Linked DNA regions of Homo sapiens: region 1 is linked to region 2. Evidence: chromatin loops called from intact Hi-C (ENCODE). Cell type or tissue: Caco-2. All regions are shown on one strand.

Evidence for each region. Hi-C counts contacts between places; a loop is a spot of excess contacts. Peaks named below come from ENCODE experiments on the same cell type or tissue, not always from the same donor. Only the 100,000 strongest peaks of a DNase experiment are listed, where the experiment ranks them.
Region 1: it touches region 2 in a loop (26-fold over the local background); 1 of 110 quality-filtered maps calls a loop at or near these places.

The regions. Positions count from the first base shown.
Region 1 is chr21:42,689,646-42,694,645 of GRCh38, forward strand. The region is part of intron 3 of PDE9A (phosphodiesterase 9A); the gene reads left to right. Among named protein-coding and RNA genes, the nearest start is that of PDE9A, 39 kb to the left of the region's middle. In Caco-2, no CTCF peak of the experiment used is centred here; no DNase peak of the experiment used is centred here.
Region 2 is chr21:43,709,474-43,714,473 of GRCh38, forward strand. It overlaps LOC124905031 (a long non-coding RNA gene), which reads right to left and starts at 2,802. Exons shown (of 2, transcript XR_007067895.1): 1 at 1,882-2,802; 2 at 1,243-1,565. RefSeq lists enhancers at 1,668-2,549, 2,615-3,236. In Caco-2, no CTCF peak of the experiment used is centred here; DNase peaks (open chromatin) are centred at 2,948 and 3,288; H3K4me3 peaks cover 1,534 bases.

The sequences.
Region 1 (5,000 bases), 1.0 Mb before region 2:
AAGCCCACCTTGACCCTTCTAATTCTCTGGCCCCAGGTGCCTTATTAACAAGAGACAGTATCAGACACACCAGACAAAAGCCCTCCTGAGCCCAAAGAGCCCAAATGTCTGGAAGCTCTCTGCTGAGATGCCAAAATGCATGCCTTTCTGATAAAGAGACAGAGACAGATGAGGTACCATGATATGGACATGGCAGTGGACGTGGACAGGGGAGCAGTGGAGATGGAGAAGATGGAGACACACGCAGTTGAGGATACAGGCGAAGAAGATGGAGACACACGCGGATGAGGATACAGGCGAAGAAGATGGAGACACACGCGGATGAGGATACAGGTGAAGAAGATGGAGACACACGCGGATGAGGATACAGGTGAAGAAGGTGGAGACAGACGCGGATGAGGATACAGATGGAGAAGATGGAGGTAGACGCGGGTGAGGATACAGGTGGAGAAGATGGAGGTAGACGCGGGTGAGGATACAGGTGGAGAAGATGGAGGTAGACGCGGATGAGGATACAGGTGGAGAAGATGGAGGTAGACGCGGATGAGGACACAGGTGGAGAAGATGGAGGTAGACGCGGATGAGGATACAGGTGGAGAAGATGGGGTTAGACGCGGATGAGGACACAGGTGGAGAAGAGGAAGTTAGACGCGGATGAGGATATAGATAGATGCATAGGGTGTGGATCTAACCGGGTACAGGTGATGCGGAAACGGATCTAGACAGCGATGTGGAAATGGATCTAGACAGCGATGTGGATGTGATCTAGATAATGTGGCTCTGGACGTAGAAAGAGCTTCAGATGCTCTATCTATGATCGTGGGTGTGGATATAGGCATAGACATGGTGAAGAGGAGAGAATAGACTCTCCTCTCTCATGACAAACTGATCGTGGCTGGGGGCGGCACGTGCTGAGATGTGGCTGTATTTGTCCCCCAGGCTGGTGCCTGCGCCTCCTGCACCCCCGTCTCCTTTGTGCCTTCTTCCATTCCCTCTGCCACTGTTAGGTCCAGGCCTCACTGAGCTCTGACCTCCCTGCCTCCAGCCTGCCTCTCCCACACGGCTGCCAGGTTCAACCTGGTAAGACACCTTCTTCTCCATGGTGGCCTCCCAATCTGGGCCCTGCCAACTTATGCCTCACCAACTTCTCCAACTTACCCCTGTACCCACGCCCGCACCATGCCCAGCCCACAGGATCCTGCCTTCCCAGCTCTGCAGAACCAGCTTCTGCTTATCCGCTAGGTGCCAGCCCAGCCACCTGCCTTAAGCACCATCCACAGTCACCCAGCCCATCACCATCACTAGCAAAGTCACCCAGACCCATCACCATCACCATCCAGAGTCACCCAGCCCTTCACTATCACCATCCAAAGTCACCAGCCCCATCACCATCACTATCCAGAGTCACCAGCCCCATCACCATCACCATTCAAAGTCACCCACCCCGATACCATCACCATCCAAAGTCACCCAGACCTATCACCATCATCATCCAGAGTCACCAGCCCCTTCACCATCACCATCCAAAGTCACCAGCCCCTTTACCATCACCATCCAGAGTCACCCAGTCCCATCGCCATCACCATCCAGATTCACCCAGACCCATCACCATCTCCATCTAAAGTCACCCAGACCCATCACCATCACTATCCAAAGTCACGCATCCTGTCACTATCACCATCCAAAGTCACCAAGCCCCTTCACCATCACCATCCAAAGTCACCCAGTCCTATCACCATCACCATCCTAAGTTACCAGCCTTTCACCATCACCATCAAAGTCACCAGCCCCATCATCGTCACCATCCTATCCAAAGTCATCCAGTACCACCACCATCCAAAATCACCCAGACACATCACCATCACCATCCAAAGCCACCTAGCCCATCACCATCACTATCCAAAGTCATCTAGCACCATCACCATCCAAAGTCACCCAGACACATCACCATCACCATCCAAAGTTACCAGCCCCATCACCATCATCATCCAGAGTCACCCAGATCCATCACCATCACCATCCAAAGTCACTCAGCCCATCACCATCACTATCCAAAGTCACCAGCCTCTTCACCATCACTATCACCAGGCCCTTCACCATCATCCGAAGTCACCCAGACCCATGACCATCACCATCCAAAGTCTTCCAGACCCATCATCATCACCATTTGAGGTCACCCAGACCCATCACCATCACCATCCAAAGTCACCCAGCCCATCACCATCACTATCCAAAGTGACCAGCCCCTTTACCATCACTATCCAAAGTCACCCAGACCCATCACCATCACCACCCAAAGTCACCCAGCCCCTTCACCATCTCCATCCAAAGTCACCCAACCTGTCACCATCAGCACATCACTGGCTTCCTCCCCTCAGTGTGCGCCTCAGTCTGAAGTGATCTCACTTACTTGTTTGAGGTTCTCACTGCTGCTGGCCCCGCTGGACGGTCTTCTCTCATAGGAAGGAAATTTCACCTTGCTCTCTGCTGGATTTCCAGCCCCTAAACGAGGCGGGGCATGCTGGGTGCAGGATGGAATGAGTTGGGGACGGAGTGAACCAGTCCAGCTCGTGCGTGCCTCCCCCTCTGCACTGCCCAGAGCAGTTTTTTCTTCTGGGGACGCAGGGCAACGTCTGGAGACATTTCTGGATGTCACCAGGGGTAAGGGCCTGCTACTTGTATCTGATGGGTGGAGACCCGGGATGCCAATGGCATCCTACAGCGCACAGGACAGGCCCACAACAATGACACACGTGGCCGGAGACATCAGCGGTGCTGAGGCGGAGCACCTGGTGTCTGAGGTCTCCCCTGTGCTCTGTCGCTGTCCTCTCACCCTCCCCCAATCTTCCAACCTAGTAGTTCTCAGACAACTGCGTCAGAATCCGCAGGGGGCTTGGTGGAGCACAGAGCTCCCCTCAGTCTCTGGTTTGTGACGGAGGTGGGCCCCGAGAATCTTTCTGCAGCAGAAAGCCAGGCTTTCTGCAGGTTCCCAGTGAGGAGGACGAGGCTGGCCCGGGACACGCCACTGATGCTCTTCTGACCCAGGGGCTTTTCTCTCCCGCTTCCGTCCCTCTTCCCTCGCCGGCAGGTGACGTTACTGGCCTTTTCTTTTTTGGCCCTGCCTCCCCCTTGGCTTCTCCCCTCTTCCTCTCCTCCACTCGGTGCCTGGTGACATGCGGCCATCCTCAGAGATGTGCTTCGGGGCCCGCACGCCTTGCTCCTCGCACTCTTCCTGCACCGGAGCCGCGGTGCGAGGCCTCGGGAATGCTCACCGTTTCTCTCCCGCCCCCCGGCCGCATGCTGCAGCCATTCCCTCACCACATGTCCAGGAGGGAGCCGGCATCCTTTGCTGACTTTCTTGCTGTGACTATGGTGCTGCGTGGAAAAGGGGCCGTGGGAAGGCTGGGCAGGTGGCTGCTCAGAGCCCCACCTGACACGGTGACCCACGGGGCCTGGAAATTCACTGCCCCGATTTCCACACAGGTGCCTGAGCTCCTGCAGAGAATGCCTGAGAGCGAGACGCATGCCCGTCAATTTGTGCTTTCAGGCGTCCTAAGCACACACGCCTGCTCTTATTTGAACCACTCCCTGTAAGCTAGTTCCACTAAAGAGTGGCTTTCCACCCTGGCTGCAGATTGCAACCACCCAGGAATCTTTTTTTTTTTTTTTTTGAGACGGAGTCTGGCTCTGTCGCCCAGGCTGGAGTGCAGTGGCGCGATCTCGGCTCACTGCAAGCTCTGCCTTCCGGGTTCACGCCATTCTCCTGCCTCAGCCTCCCGAGTAGCTGGGACTACAGGCGCCCGCCACCACGCCCAGCTAATTTTTTGTGTTTTTAGTAGAGACGGGATGTTAGCCAGGATGATCACGATCTCCTGACCTCGTGATCCACCTGCCTCGGCCCCCCAGAGTGCTGCGATTACAGGCGTGAGCCACCGCGTCCTACTTTTTTTTTTTTTTTTTTTTTGAGACAGAGTTTCACTCTTATTGCCCAGGCTGCAGTGCAATGGTGTGATCTCAGCTCACTGCAACCTCTGCCTCCCAGGTTCCAGGGATTCTCCTGCCTCAGCCTCCCAAGTAGCTGGGATCACAGGCATGCACGACCACACCTGGCTAATTTTGTATTTTTAGTAAAGATGGGGTTTCTCCATGTTGGTCAGGCTGGTCTCAAACTCCTGACCTCAGGTGATCCGCCCACCTCAGCCTCCCAAAGTGCTGAGATTACAGGCGTGAGCCACCATGCCCAGCCCACCCAGGAATCTTTTAAAAGGTACCAGTTGATGCCCAGACCCCTCAATTAAGTCCAGATTTTTAAGAGATTTTTTTTTTTTAAAGCTCTGCAAGTGATTCCAGCACACAGTCTGGGGACTAACCGCTGATATAAGGTCTGGAAAATCTAAGAAACCACTCTACCCCACCCTCTGGTGACCAGAAGCTTATGTCTACCAGACCCAGGGCCTTCCCTTGCTGAAACATGCTGGGTAAACTCTTTGTTTCTTCCTAGCAGACAGCAGCCCTCTCCCTCTAGCTCAGAAGCTACGTCAGCAGTTGGTTGGTTGGTTGGTTGGTGGGTTGGTTGGGTTGTGTCTCTCTTTAACTTCCTCCACTTCTGAAGTCACCTGCAGTGACTTGGTGTGGACTTGGTCACCTCACTGTCCCCCCAGCCTCAGGCCCAGGAACCATGTCTTTGGAGGAGGCTCTCCTGCTGGCAGCTGGTTGCATCTGGCATGCTTGGATTCCTGCAGGTGGCTGGTTGCACCTAGCTTGCTTGGATTCTTCCCAGATTCACAGCCATAGGGTGGGCGTTTCATGAAATCTCCAAATTCCAAGGGCTCTTGACAGACCACCTCCATCCTGATCAGAAGGGGTGATGCCGGTTGCACGGTCTCTTAGAGCTTAAAACTCTAGCTTCTTCTCTGCTCCTCATTCCAAACTAAACAAATTGTTGCATTGGATTATTCTTTCAAAATACTCCTTGCCTTAATGCCATCCTTTAGATTTTG
Region 2 (5,000 bases):
CTGGGTCCAAGCGATTCTCCAGCCTCAGCCTCCCGAGTAGCTGGGATTACAGGTGCCTGCCACCATGCCAGGCTAATTTTTGTATTTTTAGTAGAGATGGGGTTTTACCATGTTGGCCAGGCTGGTCTCAAACTCCTGACCTCAGGTGATCCGCCCCCACCTCGGCCTCTCAAAGTGCTGGGATTACAGGCGTGAGCCACCACGCCCGGCCAAGATGTTTACTTTCTAAGAAACCACCAAAGTGCCTTCCAAAGTGGCTACACCATTACAGTGTTCCCACCAGCAATGAAGGAGAGTGCCATGTCCCGCCAGCACCCAGTGTTGTCAGTGTTCTGGACTTCAGCCATTGTAAGCAGTGCTTAGCGATGTTTCATTGTTTGAATTTGTACTTTTCTCATGGCATGGCGTTCAGAACTTTCCATATGTGTATTTGCCATTTGTATATCTTCTTTGGTGAGGTGTCTAGATCTTTTGCCTATTTTTTGGTTAGGTTGTTCCCTTATTGTTGAGTTTTAAGAATTCTTTCGCCAGTTGTGGTGGCTCACACCCGTAATCTGAGCACTTTGGGAGGCCGAGGCAGGCAGATCACTTGAGCTCAGGAGTTTGAGACCAGCTTGGGCGACATGGTGAGACCTCTTCTCTACAAAATAAAAAAAGAGTACAAAAATTAGCCCGGCATGGTGACACACGCCTGTAGTACCCGCTACTCAGGAGGCTAAGGCGGGAGGATCACTTTAGCCCAGGGGACAGAGGTTGCAGTGAGCTGATGTGTGCTACTGTACTGCACTCCAGCCTGGGTGGTAGAGCAAGACCCTATTTAAAAAAAAAAAAAGGAAAAAAGGCTGGGCGCAGTGGCTCATGCCTGTAATCCCAGCACTTTGGGAGGCTGAGGCGGGCGGATTACTTGAGGTCAGGAGTTCGAGACCAGCCTGGCCAACATGATAAAACCCCATCTCTACTAAAAATACAAAAATTAGCCGGGTGTGGTGGCAGGCGCCTGTAATCCCAGCTACTCGGGAGGCCGAGGCAGGAGAATCACTTGAACCTGGGAAGTGGAGGTGTCAGTGGGCCAAGATCACGCCACTGCACTCCAGCCTGGGCAACAGCAAGACGAAAGAGAAAGAGAGAAAGGGAGAAACAGAGGAGAGAAAACAAAGGAAGGAAGGGAAAGAAAGAAAAGAGAGAAGGAAAGAAAGAGAGAGAGAAAGAAAGAGAGGAAAGAAAGAAAGAAATCCTTGTATATTTAGGACTCAAATCCTTTATTGATGTTTTGTACGATTTAAAGATTCCTTTGGTGGTGGGACGCAATACAGTGACACTCAGCTAGAGGAGAGGCAGAAGCCTGTGTATTGATGTTTTATAAGATCTAAAGATTCTTTTGGTGGTGGGACGCAATACAGTGACACTCAGCTAGAGGACAGGCAGAAGCCTGTGTGACTTACAGCTCTAACAAGAGGCCGCCGCCAGGCAGGGTCACACGGGGGATTGTGCCTCGGACGTCAGTGGACTGGACACAGCCCAGGAGAGAATCTGCAAGCTGAGGACATGTCCATAGACTTCCCCAACTGAAATGCAAGGAGAAAAAAGAGTAAAAATAACTGAACAGAATATCCTAGAACTACGGGACAATTATAGAAGGTAATTTACACACTCATAATGGCAATACCAGAAGAGGAGAGGGAGAAAGGGATAGAAGAAATATTTGAAGTAATAATGGCTTCTCATTTTTCAAAATTGGTGTCAGACACCAAACCACAGATCTAGGAAGCTTAGAGAACACTAAGTACAACAAATGCCAAAAAATAGGAACTTTGGCATGTCGTATTCAAACTGCAGGAAACCAGAGACAGAATATCTTGAAAGATGTCGGAGGGAAAGTACCTTCCTATAGAGGAACAAGAATACGGATCACACTGGACTTCCATCAAAAATCATGTGATCTGGGTACTGGAAGCTACATGTAAAGAAGAAATTCATGCTCACGCCTGTAATCCCAGCACTTTGGGAGGCCGAGGCGGGCGGATCACGAGGTCAGGAGATCGAGATCATCCTGGCTAACACGGTGAAACCCCATCTCTACTGAAAATACAAAAAAATTAGCCAGGCGTGGCAGTGGGTGCCTATAGTCTCAGCTACTCGGGAGGCTGAGGCAGGAGAATGGCGTGAACCCGGGAGGCGGAGCTTGCAGTGAGCCGAGATCGTACCACTGGCACTCCAGCCTGGGCGACAGAGACTCGGTCTCAAAAAACAAAACAAAACAAAAACCCAAAAGAAGAGGCACCTGAGCCGCTTGCTTGAGCCTGCTCCCACTCTGAAATGTCTTCAGTAAATCTGTGCTTTCCTTGCTTCTCCTGTTGCTTTCTCTTTCATGGCTTGGCTCTTTTGTTACTTTGTGCATTTTGTTAAAGCATCCCCCGCTAACTAAGACACCGCTCAGGGTCGGGCACAGTGGCTCACACCTATAATCCCAGCACTTTGAGAGGCCGAGGCAGGTGGGTCACCTGAGGTCGGGAGTTCAAGATCAGTCTGACCAACACGGAGACCCCATCTCTACCAAAAATACAAAAAAAAAATTAGCTGGGCGTGGTGGCACATGCCTATAATCCCGGCTACTCAGAAGGTTGAGGCAGGAGAATCACTTGAACCCGGGAGGCGAGGGTTGCGGTGAGCCGAGATCACGCCATTGCACTCCAGCCTCTGCCCAACAAGAGCGAAACTCCGTCTCAAAAAAAAAAAAAAAAAGAAAGAAAGAAAAAAAAAAGAGACACCGCTCAAACTTCTGGCCAAACACAAATCCTGAATGACTTTTAACATCCTTTATGGTAATTAAGGAACCCTGTGGTGCTGGGAGGCAGTTGCTCAAACAACCTCTGGGCATGGTCTGCTGGCAAGGGCATTTCATTTGCCGCCAGGGTGTGGACGGACATTTATTTACACAGTCATACCTGAGACAGAGTAGGGACGGGCTGGCTCGGTTAACCCCCCACTAGAGCATTCTCTCATGCCTTCCACGGATCACACACCCCACGCCACTACCTGGCTTGACACCAAACTCGCTAACCCTGAGACTTTGGTCATACAAGGAAAACAGCCGTTTATAGTGCTCTTCTGTGCTCTTGTAATATTTAACCAGGCCTTTTACTTAAAGAATTTCAGGAACTGGCCTTAAAAGATCCAGAATATCAACCAAGGTTGTAGAATGTCCCCACCTTGGAAAGGAATGCTGAGCAACAGATTTACAGCCTCGCTGCCCCAGCCAGCCAGCTAGCTGGCCCATGACTCAAAATAACCGTCGCAACCAGAAGTGCTGATCAGCCTGTCCCAGTCCTCGGAGGCCTTCCCCAGCCCAGCCTGCACACCCTACCCTGATATCAGTTTCCACCCTTTGCCTGACAAAAAGTCCTAACCAACTCCTTTCCAGGACTCAGTCAGGGACTCTCTCTCCCTTGGGCCGCCTCCCTTATGCCTGGACATAAGCTCCAATGAAGCCTTGTCTGGGAAAACTCTTTTGGCCCCATGTCAATTTCCATTGCATTGAGAGCCCAAGAACTCATGGTTGGTAACATATCCATTCCTGTGTCCAAATGGAAAGCCTTCTATTTTGTTTTGTATTTTATTTTATTTTTTGAGACAGGTTCTTGCTCTGTTACCCAGGCTGGAGTACAATGGCACAATGATGGCTCACTGCAGCCTCAATCTTCTGGGCTCAAGTGATTCTCCTGCATCAGCCTCCCAAGTAGCTGGATCCACAGGCACGTGCCACCACGCCTGGCTAATTTTTTTTTTTTTTTTTTAGCAGAGATGGGGTCTCACTATATTGCCCAGGCTGGTCTTAAATTCCTGGGCTCAAGCGGTCCTCCTGCCTCAGCCACCCAAAGTTCTAGGATTGCAGCCATGAACTACTACCACTGGCTGAAAGCAAGCTTTTTTTTTTTTTTTTTTTGAGATGGAGTCTCGCCCTGTTGCCCCAGGCTGGAGTGCAATGGCACCATCTCAGCTCACTGCAACCTCTGCCTCCCCGGTTCAACCAATTCTCCTGCCTCGGCCTCCCAGGTAGCTGGGATTACAGGCACGTGCCACCACACACAGCTAATTTTTTGTATCTTTAGTAGAGATGGGGTTTCACCATGTTGGCCAGGCTGGTCTCAAACTCCTGACCTCGTGCTCTGCACATCTCAGCCTCCCAAAGTGCTGGGATTATAGGCATGAGCCACCGTGCCAGGCAAAAGCAAGCTTTTAAAAAAAGTATTGATAACATGACGTGTGGTCACCATAACCATGGTCATGTAAAACAAAAATAAAATTCTGAGGCCCCCCAACCATCTGAATGGACTTCCTCCTCAGCCAGGGAACTCTGAAAATTTAACCTGAGAGACTGGTTCAGGCCATGATGGGAAGTGGGGATGGGATGTGCCTTATTCTACCTCTCCAGCATTAACATCAATGCAGACTTCAAGTCTGATAAGAAACATTTGACAACCCATTCTCTCTAAAGCCTGCTACCTGAAGGCTTCCTTTGAAAGTAAGAGCTTCAGTCTCTACAATCGTTGATCTTAACAGACGTTCCTTTCTATTGATCCCAGGTCTTTTTTTCTTTTTTTTTTTTGAGGCGGAGTCTCGCTCTGTCACCCAGGCTGGAGTGCAGTGGCGTGATCTCGGCTCACTGCAAGCTCCGCCTCCCGGGTTCGCCATTCTCCTGCCTCAGCCTCCCAAGTAGCTGAGACTACAGGCTCCCGCCACCACGCCCAGCTAATTTTTTGTATTTTTAGTAGAGATGGGGTTTCACCGTGTTAGCCAGGATGGTCTCGATCTCCCGACCTCTTGATTCGCCCACCTCAGCCTCCCAAAGTGCTGGGATTACAGGTGTGAGCCACCGCGCCCGGCCAGTCCCAGGTCTTTAAATAAACTCAACCAATTGTCAACCAGAAATTTTTTTTTTTTTTTTTTTTTTTGAGAGGGAGTCTCACTCTGTCGCCCAGGCTGGAATGCAGTGGCGTGAT